Regions from separate parts of the Homo sapiens genome. Here region 2 is linked to region 1. A link is a loop called in an ENCODE intact Hi-C map of the cell type or tissue named here. Cell type or tissue: ascending aorta. All regions are shown on one strand. Each heading gives the region's core, and the rest is flanking DNA. Links, peaks and the distances in the headings are about the cores only.

Region 1 (10,659 bases), core at 974-8,973:
TTCCTCTGTTGTGATGTGGATGTCTTTTATTTCTTTTTCTTGTCTGACTGTTTTTTCTAGTACTTTCAGTACTATGTTGAATAGAAGTGATGAGATTGGGCATCCTTGCTTTGTTTTGGATCTTAGTGTAAAACATTCAGTTTTTCCCAATTGATTATAATTTTACCTATGGGTTTTTCAAAAGTGAAGTGACTTTTATTATGTTGAGGAACTTTCCTTCTATAGATTTCCTCATTTTTGAAGGATATTTTTGCTGACATAGTATTCTTGGTTAGAATTTTTCTTTCAGCACTTTCAATACATTATCCTATTCCCTTCTGGTCAGTGAGGTTCCTGCTGAACAAACCCACTGATAGTCTTATAGAGACTCTTTTGTACATAATGAGTCAATTTTATCTTGCTGCTTTCAAAATTCTCCTTGGCCAGGTGCGGTGGCTTACGCCTGTAATCCCAGCACTTTGGGAGGCCGAGGTGGGCAGATCACGAGGTCAGGAGTTTGAGACCAGGATGACCAACATGGTGAAATCCCATCTCTACTAAAAATACAAAAGTTAGCTGGGTATGGTGGTGGGCACCTGTAATCCCAGCTACTCGGGAGGCTGAGGCAGGAGAATTGCTTGAACCCGGGAGGTGGATGTTGCAGTGAACCAAGATTGTGCCGCTGCACTCCAGCCTGAGCAACAGAGTGAGACTCCCTCTCAAAAAAAAAAAAAAAAAAAAAAAAAAAAATCAAAATTCTCCTTTTGTCTTGGTCTTTGGACAATTTAATTTCAATGTATTGCAGTGTAGATTTCTTTGTGTTTATTTTAGTTCATGAGTTTTGGGCTTCTTGAATCTGGATGTCTATTTCCTTCCCTGATTTTGGGAAGTTTTTAGCCATTATTTCTTCAAATAAGTACTTTATCCTTTCTCTCTCTCTCTCTCCTTCTTCTTTGTGAACTTATATAATGTGCCTATGGATCCGCTTGATGGTATTCTGTAAGTCCCTAGGCTTTATTCTCTTTTTTCATTCTTTTTTCTTTTTGCTTCCTTGATGTGATAATTTACAATGACCCATCTTTGAGTTTGCTGAATATTTCTTATGCTTGATCAAGTCTGCTATTGAATCTCTGTAGTCAATTTTCCAATTTAGGGATTGTTTTCTTCAGGTCCAAAATGTCTGGTTCTTCATTATGTGTTGTGTCTCCTTGTGGAGCTTCTCATTTTGTTTATGTATCGTTTTCCTGAGGCCATTGAACATCCTTGTGATGATTATTTTGAATTATTTGTCAGGTAATTGATATGCCTCTGCTTCTTTAGGTTTGTTTGTTATTTATTCTGGTCCTTTGATTGGGTCATGTTTTCTTTTTTTCTTTTTTTTTTTGTCTTATAACTTCTTGTTGATATCCACATGTTTCAAAAAGTATGTGACATATAATTCAGATTCACAAGATGTAAGATGCCATTAGGAATGAGGCAGTTGCTTAGTCCATATCTCTATTTCTATTTTGTAGTCTTGTCTCAGTTTTAGAGTTTATTAGTCTTTTGGTCTTACTTAGTTAAGCCGAATATGGCCATCTCATCTCCACCTTCCTGTTTCCTTTTGAATCTTCAAGCTGATGCAGTTGATTTGTGCCAAGTAAACCTACTGGCTGGCATGGGAGTGGTGCTCATGCTATTCTCTTCAACCAGGGAAGAGGAATGCTCAGTTGCATGATGTATAGAGCTGCTTCTTTAAGGTGTTTGGGGTGGAATAGAAATTAAACGTATCTAATGTAATTGGGAAGAAGAATTATAGTATTTGGGGAGGCATGCAAAGATAAATTATTTTCAGCACATTCTGTTATTGTGCATAAAAATATTTACATATTCTCCACCTTTATTTATAGAACAGGAATCCCAGAGAAACTGAAATATAATAATTACTCACACAGATAAATGAACTCTAAAATCAAACAGAATTTCTTGGCTACCCTTGATCTTTTAACTAATATAACCTGTTATAATAACTTTGGGGCGGGCATATACATACCACATATGTTATTATAAGTGGTTTTAGAGATCTGGAAATAATTATTGCTTTCTTCACCTTGTGACCTACTAGGATGACTTACTAAATTTTTTTCGTGTTGTTTTGGAGGAATGTTCCCATTTATTCTGCTGTTAACTTACTTTGGAAGGGATAACTTCCTAGTTGGTCTAAATTTTGTTGCAAACCTTACATAACACTCTCATGACCTTAATCATGGTAGATGTGCCCATGTGAGTCCAATTCTTTTGAGTAACTAATGATTGAAAGGTATGTACAGAATACTATTCAGATTGTATCTTGTTTTTTCTTGTATTTCATAGAGTTCAATAGTTGAGGTACATTTGGAGACCTTAATCTTCTAGCAGTTTATCATGGTTCCTTCTGTTGAATAAGGCTGGTCCCATTTTTTTTTTCTCTTCCTATAGTCACACATAGAATGGTGTAATGATTTTTTCATTGGCAGATTCAGGCTGAACTTCATATCCAGATTCATGGGGACTTGAGAAGGAAGAACTTAAACCATGCTCATGTCTGTGATCTTTTACCTTCTAATTATTAGTTTCCCAAGAAAAGAATTAGTCATATAGTCTTTAAGTATTGTGGCTTATCATATAGTTCTTTCTAATCATATAGTAGTAATTTATCCTTCTGGTATCTATCTTAATCTCACATGCATTTTAGATGCCTTGAGTTAGGCTTCCAGATCTGATCATCCAGTACAAGAAGTGAGTCCTATAAAGAACAAGTCCAGACCCTGGAATATGGCAGTCTCCTCAAGGTCCTGCCAGGTGCTTGTTGCCTGCTACCTTTTCCATCATTTTTTTCAGTTATAAATGTCTATACATATATCAGATAGAGCCTTCCCCTATGCTTTTTCTGATGCTGGGGTTGACTTGTTTTAATATTTGGTTACTCCATGAGAATTTCACCTGCTGCTGTGGGTCAGCAGGACCCTCCCATAAGGACTCATTTTCTGCTGAATGAGCTGAGTAGCCATTCACACTTCCCATAGTTCGCCAAGCCGAAAGATGTTTTGAGAGTCTGTATACTTTAGATTCCAACCCTCTGTACAGGAACCCAAATTTGGATGGCAAATATATTTTATTATCAGTGTATATCCTATTACTTGGTAGTAGCTATGTGGAAAGGGTACAAAGGCTGACCCTCTATGCTTCAAGGCCAACTTTTGGCCATGGTAAGAAGAATGAGAAGTATCTAATAAGAAGGACTGAGGTCCTCATTGTTCCAACTATAGGACATACCTATAAATCCTGATAGAAGTATATTCAGCATGTCACTTTAACTAATATTCATCCTTAAACTTGGGTGATCATCTGTGAGGAAGGAAGTTTGGGGAATCTATTGTTAGCATGCTTGCCTTTTTCAGTTGGTCCTTATCTTTGATTCTCTGAAACTCTCCTCTATTTTATGCTTACAGTTTTGCCACCAAGGCTTATAATGTCTCATATTTCCTGAATTACCTGGGTTGCTGTGACACATTGACATTGATTTAAAAAGTGTATTGGGTTCTAATATCCCAGATACTGTCTTAGACGCTTAACTAACTAGCATCTTGAACTAGCATTTAAGTTGCTCTTATCTGATATTCAGCCACCTACCCTCCCCAGAGCTCACTCTCCATGCTTGCTCTACCTTTGTTCAATGGCTTGGGCTTCTGCTTTTGCCTATATTCTCTGAGTTTCTCATTGAGTTAACTGTCTGGTTCCTGTCCCTCCACGCTTTGCCTTGCTATCACAATTCCTTATATGAGAATTTGGTGCTGAGTTTCTGAGCCTCATCCTCATATCTGGGATCCTGCAGCCTGTGACTCTCTATATATCTCTTGGGCCATTTAACTACTGTGAGTTTCAAGACTTTTGCTATCAAAATTTTTCATCTCCCATATGCCATACTTTATCTTGCTGACTGCTTTCTTTTCTTTTCTTTTCTTTTTTTTTTTTTTTTGAGATGGAGTCTTGCTCTGTTACCCAGGCTGGAGTACAGTGGCACAATCTCAGCTCACTGGAACCTCTGCCTCCTAGGTTCAAGCAATTCTCCTGCCTCAGCCACCTGAGTAGCCAGACTACAGGTGCGCGCCACCACCCCCAGCTAATTTTTGTATTTTTAGTAGAGACAGGGTTTCGTCATGTTGGCCAGGCTGGTCTCAAACTCCTGACCTCAGGTGATCCTCCCACCTCTGCCTCCCAAAGTGCTGGGATTACAGGCTTGAGCCACCATACCTGGCCATGACTGCTTCCTAGTACTGCACTTACTCAAATTTTCCATACTCTGGGATGAAACTCTGCTGTCACCTGGGCCTGTACTCTAATGCCACTTTAGGTCTAGTGGGCAGGCCTAATTTCAGGGCCTCCCCCAATCTCTGTCTCACTATGTATACTCTGTGTTTTCTCATTGATAAATCCAGAGATATGATGAACAGATATGCTTGGGAAACATTATTGGCAATACACTATATAAGCCAATTTAGAATATTTTTATTGTAACTATAGTTACTATTTTTTTCTAGCTTGATTCTTTGCTTGTAGGTAGTGAAATGTGGTGACAGCTTGACTAAAGCTCTGTTCTATAAATGCCTTTAGTCTGAGGTAAATGTAGGCTTTGTCAGAAATGATATTTTCATATATGGTACATAGATGGTACAGAACTGTGATTATTGTAACATGTTTGAGATACAACAAAGAGTACTTAAAAATATTTCATACGCTCAAGGAATTTTTACCTTGGGTTGTTCCTGAAAAATCAATATGGTCCCTTGTCTAGCATTTTTTGTGTAGTTTCTATAAAGTAGTAGCTGCTTTTGGTAGGCTATTCAAAATAATCTGGCTTAGCATTCTTTTGGAATTTTTACCTTGGGGTGTTGCTGAAAAATCAATATGGTCTCTTGTCTAGAATTTTTTTTGCATAGTTTCTGTGAAGCAGTAGCTGCTTTTGGCAGGCTATTCAAAATAATCTGGCTTAGCATTCTTTATAATACAGTTAGTTCAGGTTTCTTAAAACCAGTTTTTGGCCTATATTCCTCAGGAAGAAAAACTCTGTGTCATTTTACCTTGTGCCCAAGATACATGATAACTGCCTTCTTGAATAACAGCAGGCTTTCTAGGCTTTCTTCACACAAAGTTTTCTTTATGAGAAAAATAATATCCATTGACAACACGTAAAGAATAGAAAATATATGAGGCAGTTGCCCATTTCCCTCCTTGTCATTACCTCCACACCCAGTATCAGAAATGGAGTGATTGAAAATCCTACATATGTTGGATTGGAAGTAAAATTTAATTTATTTGAGGAACCTCAAGGATATATGTGAGCATTCCAATTTCCTATTATGGAATTAGCAAAACCTAGCCTGGATCTGGGGCAGGAAATCAGTATATAATGTTGCTTTCAAGGTTACTCTAGAATTACCTAATTCAAAGCAAGGGCTTATATTTAGCAATGAGCTCTCAACATGGTTTGTTCCATGTAAAAAATGTCCTGCCAATGCCAAATTGGTAGTAGGTGAAGTTGGAGACTCCAGGGCTCATCTACCATTTGTGGCATTGTTCCATCCATAGATGACACTGTTCTTAATTTGTAAGCAGAGCAGTCTGTGCCTCATTGCCATCTGGCTCAGCCCAGTTCCAGTGCCATAAGGTGAACTGAACTGTCAGTGGTAGGAAATAGTGCTCTATGTTTGTCATGATGTACTAGCACAGACCCAGAAGTCAATAACTGCTTGGCATTCCAGAAAACATTCTCATGGCGGTAAGTTAAACTTCATGGAATGTCTTTTTCCAGTGGGTGATGAAGTCATTTAGCAATGGTTACCTTTTGTGGAAGAAAATCTTGTTAAAAAGTAAGTAGCCCTGGGAAGCCTTGAAGTTTATGCTCTTGTTTTGAAGTAGACATACTACAAATTTTTTGTATTTTATTTAAGCCAGGGAAAATACTAGATGCACTGATGAAGTAACTTAAGAAGATAACATAGGAACTTCGAGTTGTACATTTTTTTCTTTTCCCACTTGATTATATGATATATTGTGTTGACATGGACTTCTGAAACCCCTATGTTTTCATCTTTAGTCAGCTTTATAATTAGGATGTCATCAAATGAGGCTAACATGCCTGGAAGCCCAGAAAGCAAAGTCCCTGGGAAGGAGTAGAAACTTCCAGGAGCAGCAGAAATTCTCAATTGACCTTCTCAATTCCCCGCCTTCACATCTGCTCCACAGTCTGCACTTCTGTATCTTATATCTCAGGGGTGGTCACATCTTCTGTGTGGAGCTGCTCTAAATAGAGAAACTAAACACTGAACCTCCATTCCCTCTCCTTTTGTGTCTCCTAGTTTGATCATGAAGTTCTTTAGTTTTGTCGTGTCATCAAATTCCTTGACCCATCATTATTTTCTCAGTCTTGTAAAAGATCTCCCTCTCCAGGAGAGGAGGTTTCTCACGATGAGCGTATGATGAAAATGTGCATTTGTGTTTGGTTTCCCTATCAGTGAATTTTGTTGTGCCAGAATTTGCACAGCTTCTAGTGAGAAGGATGTCTTTCTTCGGGAGTAATACAATCTGGTCTCCTGTGAGGCAATGCTTGGTTTTGACCTTGTCCTTTAAAAATTCTAGACACTTGCCCTTGCTGCTGTCTCCCCACATCATTTCATTCAGAAGCAATTGTTTCTTGAATTTCTTACAGGAGACAGTCCTGACTGTTTACAGCCCAATTCGCTGCGTATGATTTGAGCTCTCCCTGTGATAAAGAATCTGGTAGTGGTGTGTGTGCACGGCATGTTATCACCTGGTTTGCTTTCTGTTAGAGTGAGGCAACCAACAGAATGAGGAGAAGAGAAGGAGGAGTGATTTGCAGGGCCAGTGAAGGCCTGGGAGTCAAGACCTAAGGGCTTAGAATTCACTGAGGAGTTCCTTTCTTGTGGGACCAAGTACAGTAGTAATTATATAATAATTATAATATACTATAATATACTACTGTATATATAGAAAGTATATATGTAGAAATTGTGTGTGTGTATATATAATATGGTATATATATATATGGTATATATATGGTGTATATATATATATATATATATATATATATATATATATATATATATATGGATAGAGAGAGAGAGAGAGAGTTGCTGCTGTCTCATAGCAGCAACTATTTTATGTACTTCACACTGTGGATCTCTAGGCATAACCCGAACCTGCCTCACTCCTTTAATCACTGATTGAAGCATTCTACATTCTAACCATCCATCGTCTCTTGTTCTTTCACCTTACTTATTCAGCTACTCCCATCGTGACTACTCCTACACCTCATCAGGACTTCTGACCCACTGAGACACCTCCCCATGCCTAGCCATAATCTCCTATCTTTACCACTTTCTTTCTTATGCAGCTAGTCTGTGGCTCATTGCTCAGTAACATTCTGGCGGATTTTCCTACACATATATCTTTTTGTCATATCCATCTGGCAACATCCTAAAGCTAGTGAATGTAAATATACTTTAGTCTATGTCTGGATAGCTGAGAGATGATAGAGAAAGTCACTCAGTTGGGCTCTCAACATGTCAGTATTCCAGTTGTGTTAACTGGTCCCGGTGCTACGCCACTGTCTTCAGTGATATGTCAGAACTTCTCTACTCTTTTTTAGTCTTTCATTCTCATAACTCCCCAATCTTCTCTCAGTTAATAAGAAGGTAGAAGCATCCAGTGGGAACTTCCTGAGTCCTCCTCGACATGGGAACTCCATCTGCAGCCATGCTCATGCTGTGCTTTCAGTCCGTGCTCATCCCTGCGCTTCACAGCCAGACTGCTCAAACAGATGTCTGTGTGTGCTTGCTCCCTTTCCTTAACAGTTATGGAGTCCGTGATTCATGTCAAACTGCATTCTGTTCGCATCATGACACCAGACACCTCTTGCTGATGTAATGGAAGTCTACTTTGTAGGCATTCTTCAGTCCTCATCTTACGCTCTGAGTACTTCTGCCTGGATTTCAAATGGGAGAGGCCTTCAGACTCCTCACTTAACTCCCTTTTTTTCCTACTCTGCAGTGTGAACTTTCTTCCTAAATGATTTGGTCCATGTGATGACTTCAATTATAGATAATAAGCAAATGAGTCAAGTTTTTTGTCTGTGTGTGTGTGTTTTTTTTTTTTTTTTTTTTTTTTTTTTTTTTAAGACTGGTTCCTGCTCTGTTGCCCAGGCTGGAGTGCAGTGGCCTGATCTCAGTTCACTGCAACCTCTGCTTCCCGGGTTGAAGTGATTCTTCTGCCTCAGCCTCCCAAGTAGCTGGGACTACAGGCATGCACCACTACGCCTGGCTAATTTTTGTATTTTTAGTAGAGACGGGGTTTCGCTAATGTTGGCCAGGCTGGTCTCAAACTCCTGGACTTAAGTGATCCACCTGCCTTGGCCTCCCAAAGTGCCAGGATTACAGGAATGAGCCATTGCACCCAGCCAAGTTTTTATCCACAGTTCAGACTTTCACCTGGTACCCAAGTCTTACTCATGTGAACTTGTCACTGGACTATCTCAAAAGCTCCTTAGAAACTTAAGCATCATCATGACACCTTTTTCCCCCTTAGATTTCAACTCTCAACCATGATATTCATGATATTTACCAAGTCAGTAAATTTTACCATCTCAATCTATTTCTAGGGACTTTTCTAGGATCACTTTTCTAGGGACTCTTTCCTGGCTTCAGCGCTCCCAACCAAGACAACATTATGTCCACCTCTCCTAAGATCTCATTGTTTGGGGGGCTGAGGTTGGAGGATTGCTTGAAGCCAGGATTTTGAGACCAGCCTGTGCAACACAGTGAGACTCCATCTGAGTAGTCCCAGCGACTCAGGAGGCTATGTGAGGAGGATCTCTTAAACCTAGCAGTTTGAGACTGCAGTGAGCTAGGATTATGCCAGTTTACTCCAGCCTGGGTGACAGAGAGAGATGCTGTCTTTAAAAAAAAAAAAGATCTCACTGGGTTTTGTACTTTTCTTTTCCAGTGCCTGTCACTGTTTGTAATTACTTATGTGAATGTTTGATTAGTGTCTGCTACTTTATTAGAATGTATGTCTCATTTGTCTTGTCATTTTCTACCCATTGTACCCAGAGCCTAGCACATAGTGAGTTATATCAACAAATATTTGCCAAGTACATGAATCAATGTACTTTATGAACTTAGTCAAAATAATTTTAAAGGTAAGTACTGATGATTCCTATTTTAGAGATGTCAAAACTGAGGCTCTTAAATTATGTAAATTGTCTAATATCACACAGGTTAATTATTAATAAATGTCTTGGGTGGGATTCATTTTGCTATTTTATCCTCCAGGCCTTACTGGGGTAAGGTTGGCTTTTTAAGGATCTTAGTTGGACCAGACATTTTCTTCAGAGTTTCAGTATGAAATTTAATAATTTTTTATTTGTGATATTAACTATGAAATAGGGCTTGATTTGAATACAAAACAAACTAAAAAAACCCCTCCAGTTTAAATGAACTTAGAATGTTGAAGCAAATTTTGAAAAAGATATTTTGTGTCATTAAAAACAATGCTATTTAAAAATGCTTGTGATAGGATGTTAAAAAAATGCAGTCCAGAAATTCATGTATAGTAAGATATTCATGTAACTGCATGACCAGTTCTTCTTGCCTGTTGCAGAGATGGAGCCAATTTGCTGAAACAGCAGTGTTACAGTAGAGAAAGAGTTTAATAATCACAGGGCCAGCAAAGTGTGGGAAGTATGGGAGTATGGGAGTTTGGAAGTATGGGAGACATTTCTCAAGTCAGCCTCCCAAACAGCTTGGAGTTTAGTGATTTAAAGAGTAATTTGGCAGGCTGAGGGAGAGGGATTTGGTGCTGCTGATTGGTTGGGGATGAAATCTTAGCAGTGTCCAAATTATCTTAGTACTCTGAGTGAGTTTCTGGGTGGGGGGTCTCAGGACTGGTTGTATTACTTCCTTCATATGACTCATGGGTCTGGGTAGAGTTAAGTCATTCGCCAGAATGTCAAAGTCTGAAAAATATTTCAAAGACCAATCTTAGGAGGTTTTGACGATAGTGATGTTATCTATAGGAGCACTTAGGAAGTCACACGTCTTTTGACTTCTGAAATAGTAAATCCTTATAGAAAGGTAAGCAAGGGAACTATGCTGGTTATCATTTCATTAAGCCATATCTTAGCAGAATTCAAGTCCCTTCTCTAATGCTAATATTGTATTCTTTCATTACTCTTAAAAGGCAGTTTTGATCCCTGAGCAAGGAGGGCTCTTGGAAGGGACTGTAAAGTTAAAGAAGTCAGTTAGCTTGTGAAATTAGAAACAAGATGGAGTCAGTTAGGTTAGATTTCACTCACCAATAATTTTTCTGTCATATTTCTCTCAAAAGTAGTTTCCTTAATAATGTAAAAACACATACAAAGAAACTAGAAAGAAGAATGCTACTTAATAGTTGCTTCTTCTGGGTGATGATATCATGCAGTTTTTTTTTCCGTCTTATATTTTTCTGTACTTCCCCAATTTTCTACAGTGATAACATATTATGTTTTATTTATTTATTTTTGTCTTTACATAGGACCATTTAATGCCTTCTTTACTAGAAAAGTTGTTGATGGTAATCTAGCTCATATACTTTACCTGGGAGTTG
Region 2 (10,659 bases), core at 1,427-9,426, 75 kb after region 1:
TTGTTAGACAGTTTCTTCCTCTGAACACTTTGAATATGTCATTCCACTGCCTTCTGACTTCCATTGTGTTTGATAATAAGTAATGTGGTAATCTTACTAGATTCCCTTGAGTGTAATGTATCATTTTTATTTTGCTCCTCTGTTCAAGGACGAAAGATTTCCTCTGTCTTTGAACATTTTTGGTATGATATGTCTGGATGTTTGTGGTTCTATTAACAGTTAATCTACTTTGAGTTCATTCAGCTTCTTGGACGTATTGTTTATACAATTGATGTGTTTGAGTTCATTGAGGTTCTTGGATGTTTTTCATAAAATCTGAATAGTTTTCAGCCATTTTTTTCTTTGATTTTTAAAAATTCTTCTTTCTTCTAGTACTTCCATTATACTTATGTTCTTCTATTTTATTATGTTTCATATTTCTCTAAGGCTCTGTTTATTTTTCTCCAATCTTTTTTGTCTGTGTTCTGCATATTGCTTATCTCTATTAATCTATCTTATAAGTTTGCTGATTCTTCCTACTGCCAGTTCAAATTTATGGTTGAACCCCTCAAGTAAATTTTTCATTTCAGTTATTGTACTTTTGGACTCCAGAACTTATATTTGGTTCGTTTTAATAACTTGAATAATTTCTACCTCCTTATTGATATTATCTCCTTTAGGAGACAGTGTCAACATACCTTCCTTTACTTCTTTAGGCATGGTTTTCTTTTGTTCTTTGAGCATATTTATAACAGCTGATTTGAAGTTTTTTTTTCTCCTAAGTCTACCATCAGGATCTCTTCAAAGGAAGTTTCTGTTGCCAGCTTTCTTCTTTCTGTATGTTGGTCACACTTTACTGTGCTTTGTGTGTCTCATAATTTTTTGTTGTTAACTGAACACTTTAGATCTCCCCTCCCCGACCTTTAAGGTTGTTTTGTTTGTTGCTCACTAGTTCAAATGACGTTAACTTTGCCCAACCAGTTCTGCGAAATGTTCCTCGCCACCCACCTTTTCTACAGTGCATAGCTTTTGAGGTCCCAGCTCTGAGTCTTTCCAATTGTTTTTATCTGCCACCTTGGGGTAGGAGATTTTAATCTTGACCTCTAGGGGTCACTCTTCATATGTTATAAGCTACTAATTGATCAAAGGTTGTTCTTAGCCAGTTATATTTTTTATCCTTTACCGTTGGATGTGTGTGCTTGACTTAGAGACTGCTATCACAGTTAAGGTAGTTTACTCACCCCCCTACCCCTGCTACCCATCCACATTCAGCCGGGGTCTGGTAATGTGAAGATTCCCTCTGCCATTGCTTCTGAGAGGACCCAGCCTTTAGATATGGACATAGTTGCCCAGACTTCCATGGATGAGTGTGATTTTGAAGCCTAGCTTTCTAGGCATTGCCCTTGGGTCAGAGCAGCTTACTGTTCACTCAGTGTTTGGTTAGAGTTTAAGTACCTCGTGCCAGTGAGGCTACTGCGTTTTGGGTGGGTCAGGATGCAACCTGATGAATACTTTCAGGTCTGGCCCCAAATTGTGCTTTGATTACCCCTTCTTGGTAAAGCCGAACATATGTGTACATCCTTTCTTGCATACAGAGTTGCCTGTGATCTCAGAAGGGCTCATCTTGATTGTCTCTTTTCTTGATTCTATTAAACTTGCTTGTCTGCTGTTTTGCTAGTATCATGAAGCTAACATCTTTCTCTTAATTGCTCCCCAGAAAAACCTGTATTGTTTTCAACAATGCCCTTAGACTTAGAGCTCTCCACTCTCTCTTCCACGTAAGGATAGCCTCCTCAGGCAGAGCTGGAGAACTCTTCATCCTTATGACCTACCTTTCTGCCAGGCCAAAACCTTGTTGCCACTGTACCAGACTTCTGGGGTAAGTTCCACTTTTCCTGAGTAACATTCCTGCTCTAAGAGTGAGAACTAGAAGTGGTGGTGGTGAGTGCCCTTAGTCTTTTTGGCTTGGTCCTTCTGCAGTGGATCGTTTTACCTACAATTAAGCTGTAACAGGGGCAACAAGAACCCCGGTGCCTTGGCCTGCCGTGCCTAAGGTAGAGCTTCCACCCTATGTGTGGGGATGGGATGGGGGAAGGCAGACCATGTCATTTTTGCTATGTCTGCCTAGAATATAGCTTCTGCAGCACAGGCTATGAGAAGTGAAAAACACAGCAGCCTGCTCCTCATGGGGTAAAGCCATAGTCCTAGAGTAGAAGGTAGGTGGAGAGGAAGCCCTCCTTATCTTGGCTGCACCTGCCTGGAGTAGACTGCCTCGGTTAAAGCTTTTGTAATGCAGAGGTGTAGAGCTTGGTAGTGATGGTGGAGGTTAATGGAATAAGCCATGGCTCAAATGCCATGGACCCTCACCATTCTTACTAAGATTTAGTTGATTCTCTTGAATGAATGTTTTTTCATTTGCCATATGACCTACAGTAATTTCCAGAGAATTTCAGTTTAAAAAAAAAATTTTCACCAGAAAAATTGCTGTTTTGCTAAGAAGAGGGTATATTTCAAAAGTCCTGTCCTGCACACTTTACCCTGCCTCTTTCCAAGATAACCCAAATGTATCTTTACCCTATCAGAATAAATGTGCTAAATTTATTTTACTCTGAGCTTGGTGCTTATTCTCTTTCCAGTTATTTCCTACACCCTCAAGAATGTCTGACTGTGCCCTGCTGTGGTGTTCAGCCTCCTTGCCCTGACCTTGCTAGCTGTGATCTCCTATCTCGCTTTTTTTTTTGAAAGAAAAGTGTGGACGTTTTACAGTAGTGTGTTTGGAGTAATCTCCCAAAGAACACATGGGCCAGAATCATCCTGGAGCTTTGTTAAAATTTATGTTTCTGGACTAACAAAGTCCGTTGATTTCTAGTATCTTTCATAGGGCTTAGGAATTGGCATAAGTAGATTGCCAGAAATTATTCTGGTATAAACTATGTGATTCATAAGCAACTTTATACAGTCATATTCTCAAGTTTTTCTCTCATGATCTCCCTGGTTATTTCCAGTTTTTAGGGATACCTTTTTTTTGGTCCTTTGGCCAAAATACTATGACTTTCATTACCCTAATCTACTGTGCACTTCCGCAGCCACACTGTCTTTGGGGCTATGTGGCAGGAGATCACAAAGGGAAAAAGACCAATGGTATTTGGCTGTACCCTTTGGAAACTGTCATTTCTTTAAACCTAGAGGAATGTTTCCTTTCTTAGGGTTTTGTCTTTTGTTCACTCCCATTCCCTCTTTTGTCACTGCTGCTGTTACCATTGTCAGCAGAGGATTGCCTGAAGTCCAGCGGGTAGGCAAATGAACAAAATAATTTTTTTTTAATTGAGGGTTTTTTTTACATTCTCTCTGAGTGTTTTGCATTCCCTTTCCTATAAGCCAGAACTAAAAGGCTTCTCCTGGGCTTTTTCTTTCCGTCTGCTTTTCAGGGCTCACTTCTTTGTTTGTTGTGTGTTGAGTTCAGACCAGGGGATACAGGAGTAAAAAAGTTAATCATGTTACCACTTGTTTGCTGGTATTTGAATTCTGTTCTTCTTCCTCAGTCCATCTGCTGCTATTTACTTTTGAATCCTCAAATAGCTGCTCCTTGTATTCTGTCCAGGATTTAGAGCTGTGTTCAGTGGGAGAGATGGTGTAGAGTTATTGCTCCATTGTACCCGCAACCTGAATGTTCCAACTTTAAAGCAACATTTTCTTACTATTTTTGAAAAAAGTTTTTTGATCATTTGCTTGAAGAAAATCCTGACATAGTTGTTAAGTTGAAGTGCTCTAAAAGTTTAGATATTTTGTAAGTACTTATTCATGGGAATTTGAATTTTCATAGTATATATAATTCAAGCTATGGAAATATATTGTATAAAATAATAAATAACCAGAATTATAAAACATTATTTATTATATTGATTATAAGGTAAGCGAATGTTATAGTTTTGGAAATGTATATAGATATATTTAATAATACTGTATTGCTTTTTAATTACATATATAATTCTGTTTTTTTATTAAAATAAAATGATTTTGTTGAAAAGACAGAGAAAATCTGATATAGAGGAATGAATGGTTAGCTTGTTCTTAAACTACTTTCCTTAAATATCATTTTTCTATATAAGGCATTTGATAGTTATCTAGCACTTATTCCGTGTTCTCTGGTAAACACAGTGTTTTGGAGTGTGAGGGAAACCAGAATTTTCAGAAAGAGAGATAAAGTATCAGAGTCTGCATTGGTCGGGGTGAGGGAGGAAAAAGAAATCTTGTTTTTTGGTATCTGAGCAGTACTAAATAATCTGTCCCATACTTTACCTCAAATATAATATAATCCTGGAACGTCTTGTGGTTCTATTAAGTAAGGAAGTTTTCACAAAATGATAGGAACATGACAGAAGTACAAAGAGGCAACGTTAAGCGTTTTCAACAGCCACTTTGGGACCATTTTTGTTACAAAATTATATTAATGGATTATACTTTTCGGAATAAAATAAGTATTCATGAGGTCGTACAAAAATAAGTAAATGGTTGAATAAATAAATAAATAAATGTGAAATGTAGAATTTCAATTAATAAACTTAGAAGGCAGAAGAGAAATAGAAGGTTACCCTTAGGTAAACACCACAGTAATAATTGTTGTGGGAAAAAGGACCATTGGTGGATGCCTCAGAGTCACCTGGGAAACTTTTCCAATATACAGATTCCAGAGCTCCAGGAAGAGAAAACACAGGTTTAGGATGGAGTTAGGGATATCTGAAGTTTTAAAAGATTCTGCAAGGATTTCATTCTAGAACTACAGAATATTTTAGATAGAGTGCTGTTGCTGTGTACATAGTTTTCACAGTTAGACATAGTATTTTTCCATCATCGTCATTACAGAGGAAAAAGTAATAACCTTACTGTGGAAGAATCTTATAGACATCAGCTTAACCAAGTCATCATACATCCCGAGAGCGAACTTCCATATCATGTACCCCTTGGTATCATGTATAATCTCAATTTCCTGCCCGAAATGCATGGCTTCAATCTAATTGTGGGAAAACATCTGGCCAACTTAAACTTAGGGACCATTGTCCCTAAGCTGACCAGTATTCTTCAGAAGCATCAAGGTTATGGAAGACAAAGCCTGAAGAACAGTTTCAGACTGGAGAAGGCTGAACGACATGACACTTGTATGCTGTGTGGGATCCTAGATTGCCTCCTAACCCAGAGAAGAGAACATTACTGGGTCACTTGACAAAATTCAAACTAAGTCTGCAGGTTAGTTAATAGCCCTGTATCCATTTTAATTTTTTGGTTTTGATAATTTTACCATGATTAGGTAAGATGTTAATAGTAGAAGTTGAGATGGGAGTATGTGAAAACTTCACTTTACAACTTTTTTGCAAGTCTGAATTTATTTTAAATAAAAAGCAAAAATAACACAAAACAAATTTCATTTCAAATATCTCACATTACATAAATGCAAAGACAAAGAGCCTTGAATTTTTAAAAAATGTTAAAGCGTATAATGGCAAAGGGGGAGCCCTATATATGCCATGGTTTTCATTTTTGTCTCATTTCACACTTATTGATTACAATAATCCTCCTTTTCTTGTTCCAAAAACATGAAAGAATGAGTAGTATAAAGCCTGAAATATTATTAATATTTCTTCATCATACTTGAGATTTTATTTTTGATGCCTGAGGACCACTAAGACAGCTACACACTCAATCAAATGTTCAAATCAAATCTATTCTCCACACAATTGTAGTTGATCCCTTGTCAAGAATTTAAATGAAAGATAATTTAAATTCATTTTTCTTTACAAAACAGATTTTTGCTAATTTACAAAATGTAATTAAATGTTACCAGAATGCAGTTACTCCTGGAAGTACTTCTCTACAGATTCTCAGTTTTGCAAAATAGACATGTCTCATTTAACTTTTTTGAAAAATGGTGTATCACCAAAATTGGTTTCAGATGCTGTCCAATTCCTAGTGGTACACTGAAGTGTCAATACTTGTTCTAAGACCTTCTATATCATGAGGTGGAGGTTCTCAAATACATTGTGCCTCAGTGTCACCTGGGAAACTTTCCCAATATACATATCCCAGAGCTCCAGCAAGAAGAAACACAAGTTTAAGATGGAGTTATGGATATCTGAATTTTTAAAAGATTCTGCAAGGATTCCATTCTAGAACCACAGAATACTTTAGATAGAGTGCTGTGGCTGTGTACATGTTTTACACAGTTAGACAGACCTGGCTTTTTCTTTGGGCTCTGTCGTTTACTCAGTGGGTGACTTTGGGCATTACTCAACTTCTATATGCCTCAGTTTTCTTTAAATATTTATTTATTTTAATGATTTATATTTCATTTATTTCATATACGAGTGAGATAGTACATGCATAAAGAACTTTAAAATGATGGAAATTTTTTTTTTAAGATGGTAAGATGTTTGCTGGAAAATGTGGAAAATGTGGTGAAGGGGTAGGTACTTTAGGCAGAAGTAGTAACTGGCATAGAAATGGTAAGTGTGAAACTGCTGGGGAAATATGAGAAACTCAGGTTGTATGCATGGCCAGAGGATAGAGTGCAGATGAGAGATAGTGAGATGAGAATGGGGAATCTAAGAGTCAGTTTTGGAATGCCTGTATGCCATGTTGGGGAGTTTGATCTATATTCAAATTGTAGCACCATATACTATGATGCCAGCTACTGGAAGTGGAGCAGATAGACTCATACCAGCAGGAGAGGATTCTGCTGATCCTGAGTATCAATATCCTTCTGGGCAATGGAGCCCAGCATGATCCGGGATGTAGATACGCCTGTATACATCTACAGTTGACAAATGTAGGGGAGATCAGTCCCATGGTGGAGCTTTAGTTTAGAAGATAGCAGTCTTCAGGTCCAAGCCACATTTAACACAACCTACCAAAAATCATACATCGTGTGATTTTTTGGGATCTTGCCCACCATAACTGTTCAACCTTTGTCTTATACCCTGTTAGTCAGAACTCTGGGCCTCAGCTTCTGGTAAACTCAAATTCTGATAATAATCAAGCTATGGATGACCAATGAATGAGCCCTGTAAAAGCTATACTGTGCTTCAGGTTACCAGAAATCAGCTACTTTAGTATATGGATATGTGTGGGCATCTTGGGGAGCTATATTGAACTACAACTGGGCTAAGCTAACCTGCTCTGAGCTCTGTTTTTGGCCATTTAGGATCATAAAACTTGTTTTAAAGAGGCGTTCTGTGATAAGATTCAGTTCCTATTTCCTGAGAGCTCCATTTCACTTATTCTCAAATTGTCACTAAAGTAGGGGGAAGCCAGGACCTACCTAACCTCAGGGATACTCTTGTACAGGAGCAAACACAGTAAGGCAAGATGCTCTTTTATACTCTACCATCCTCTTACACAGGCACTCAATGACATCATGGCTTTGAAAAAGTGACCTTCGTCCTGAAGATATTTATGAGCTATAATTAGGACTTATTTAAATTAGGGGATTCTCCTAGAGATAATGCTTACTGTGTGATCTTTAAGCTCAGGGAAGTATTTTTTTTTTTTTTTTTTTTTTTGGAGACAGAGTCTTGGTCTGTCACCTGGGCTGGAGTGCGGTGGCGCGATCTCGGCTCACTGCAAACTCTGTCTCCTGGGTTTAGGCCATTCTCCTGCCTCAGCCTCCTGAGTAGCTGGGACTACAGTCACCTGCCACCATGCCCGGCTAATTTTTTTGTATTTTTAGTGTAGACAGGATTTCACTGTGTTAGCCAGGATGGTCTCGATCTCCTGACCTCGTGATCCGCCCGCCTCGGCCTCCCAAAGTGCTGGGATTACAGGTGTGAGTCACCGTGCCCGGCATCAGGGAAGTATTTTTATGCAAACTTTAGTACAAGTACAATTAAATATGGACTGTTTTTTTTTTCAGTGACTCAGAAACTTATGCATAGAAAAGAAGATGCCTTAAATTGACGTTGATGTTTCCTTTAGGCTGGGCTTCACAGTCCTGATGTAGAGTCACCACAGCTCAGTTTGTTTTCTGAGACCTGAAGATTCAGACTTCATTTATTATCAAATATTTCATGAGTGCCAGCTGTGCAAGGCATTATGCTAAGCACCAGGGGAAAAGAATCACAATTTAACTTACTATTTTACAGAAAAATATGAGATTTATTAACAAACAAAAATGCCAAGCTAAGGCCAGGCGTGGGGGCTCATGCCTGTAATCCCAGCACTTTGAGAGGCCGAGGAGGCTGGATCATCTGAGGTCAGGAGTTCAAGACCAACCTGACCAACATGGTGAAACTCCATGTCTATTAAAAAGACAAAAAATTAGCCGTGTGTGGTGGCACATGACTGTAGTCTTAGCTACTTTGGAGGCTGAGGCAGGAGAATAGCATGAACCCGGGAGGCGGAGGTTGCAGTGAGCCGAGATCGTGCCATTGCACTGCGGCCTGGGCAACAAGAGCGAAACTCCGTCTCAAAAAAAAAAAAAAAAAAAAAAAAAAGGCAAGCTATGTATTTGCGATGAGAGATTTGCTTCAAAGCCAGCAACACATGACGTCTCTTTACCACGGCATACTTTTCAGGTATTAAGGAACTCATGGAGAGCCAAATTAATAATCAGGATATTGATGATAAAGATGAGATTTAAAGACCATGGAAGTTATTTTTAAAAACATGTTTTTATTTTTAAATGTGAAATAATTTGATTCACAGAATATCCTGAAAGTGGTTAGAGAGGTCTCGTGGACTTCTCACTTGATTTCCCTCAATAATTACATCTTATATAATTATAGTATAACAGCAAAACAAGGAATCTGGCATAGTTACAATGTGTGTGTATATAGAGTTGTATGTCATTTTAATACATGTGTAGATTTCTGTAACCATGACCACAATCAAAACACGGAGCTGTTCCATCAGGGCAAAGATCTCCTTCATGCTACCCCTTGAGAGCCACACCCACACCCACCCTCATTCCTGATCCACGGCCATCATTAATTTGTCTTCCAGCTTTATAATTGTATCAATTCAAGGATGTTATATGAATGGAATCATACACTATGTGACCTTTTTACAAAAACAGCTTTATTGGGGTATTCACATACTGTAAAATTACCTTTTTATTAAAGTAGATAATCCACGGATTTTAGCACATTCACAGAATTGTGTAACCATCACCACCATCTAATTTCAGGACATTTTCATAACTGCTAAAAGAAACACCATTGGCAGTCGCACCCTTCTTCCCTCCCCTTATCGCTGGTAACCTAATCTACTTTCTGTTTTTATGAATTTGCCTATTCTGAACATTTTATGTAAACAGAATTATTGAAAATGTGTACTTTTATGAGTGTCTTCTTTGACTTAGAACAATGTTTTCAGTGTTCTTCCATGTTGTAGCATGTATCAGTACTTCATTCCTTTATATGGCTGAATAATATTCTGTTGTGTGGGTATACCACATTTTACTCAGCCATTTATCTGTTATAGGCATTTGTATTGTATCCAAATTTGGGCTACTATGAATAGTATGTCTATGTAAATTCATGTAGTCTTTTGTATGAGCATATGGTTTTCCAATGTTCTGAGTATGTACCTAAGAGTGGAATTACTGGGGCATATGATAACTCTATGTTGAACATTTTAAACCATGGCCAAAATATTTTCCAACGTGGCTGCGCCATTTTCCAAATCCACCAGCAATGTGTGAGGCTTTGAATTTCTTCATAACTTTGCCAACACTTCTTTATTTTTTTCCATCCCTCTCTTCCTTCTTCCCTTTCTTCTTTCTTCTTTTCATTTCTTTTTAATATAGCCATACTGGTGTATATGAAGTTGTATCTCACTGTAGTTTTTATTTGCATTACACTAATGACAATGATGTTGAAAATCTTTTAAGGTATTATTGACGCGTTGTCTGCTTTGAAAAAAAGTCTATTCAAATCTTTTGTCCTTTTAAAAATTTGGTTATTTGTCTATTATTATTGAGTTATAAGAGTTCTTGAGAGCATCTGGAAAAATGTCTTGCAAATATTATCTTCCATTCTGTAAGTTTTCTTTTCATTTTCTTGATTGTATTCTTTGACACACAAAAGTTTTTAGTTTTGATGAAGCACTAATTACCCATTTTTAAAAACATTATTACTTGTGCTTTTGGTATCATATCCAAGAAACTATTGCCTAATCTGAGGACATGAAGATTTAGGAATATGTTTTATTCTAATAATTTAATGGTTTTACCATTTACAGTCAAGTCTCTAGTCCATTTTGAGTCTTTTTTTTGTATAGGGTATGAGGTAGGAGTCTAATTTCATTCTTTTGCACGTGAGTAACCAGTTGGCACAGCACCAGTTATTACAAAGACTGCTCTTTCCCCATTAAATTGTTCTGGCACCCTTGTTGAAAACCAATTCACTATAAATGTGAGGGTTTATTTTGTTTCATTAATTTATATATCTATCCTTTTGCCCATACCACTCTGTCTTGATTACTGTAGCTCTGTTGTTAAGTTTTGAAATGAAGAAGTGTCTGTACCTCATTTTTCTTCTTTTTCAAGATTGTTTTGTTTTTTTCTAGGCCCCTTCCATTTCCACATGAATTTTTGGAAAACCTTGGCAATTTCTTGTAAGAATCCAGCTGGGATTTTGTTAGGAATTGCATTGAATATGCAATTTTCGTTCATACTGATGTCTTGTCAAT

What was found. A loop is a pair of places that touch in the nucleus more often than their neighbours do. Peaks named below come from ENCODE experiments on the same cell type or tissue, not always from the same donor. Only the 100,000 strongest peaks of a DNase experiment are listed, where the experiment ranks them.
Region 2: a loop joins it to region 1, with 5 times the contacts of the local background. A loop is called at or near these places in 1 of 110 quality-filtered maps.

Annotation. Positions count from the first base shown.
Region 1 is chr7:40,431,986-40,442,644 of GRCh38, forward strand. The region is part of intron 9 of SUGCT (succinyl-CoA:glutarate-CoA transferase); the gene reads left to right. Among named protein-coding and RNA genes, the nearest start is that of SUGCT-AS1, 110 kb to the right of the region's middle. In ascending aorta, for the core only: no CTCF peak of the experiment used is centred there; a DNase peak (open chromatin) is centred at 5,656; H3K27ac peaks cover 3,214 bases.
Region 2 is chr7:40,506,275-40,516,933 of GRCh38, forward strand. The region is part of intron 12 of SUGCT (succinyl-CoA:glutarate-CoA transferase); the gene reads left to right. Among named protein-coding and RNA genes, the nearest start is that of SUGCT-AS1, 35 kb to the right of the region's middle. In ascending aorta, for the core only: no CTCF peak of the experiment used is centred there; no DNase peak of the experiment used is centred there; H3K4me3 peaks cover 3,058 bases; H3K27ac peaks cover 4,137 bases.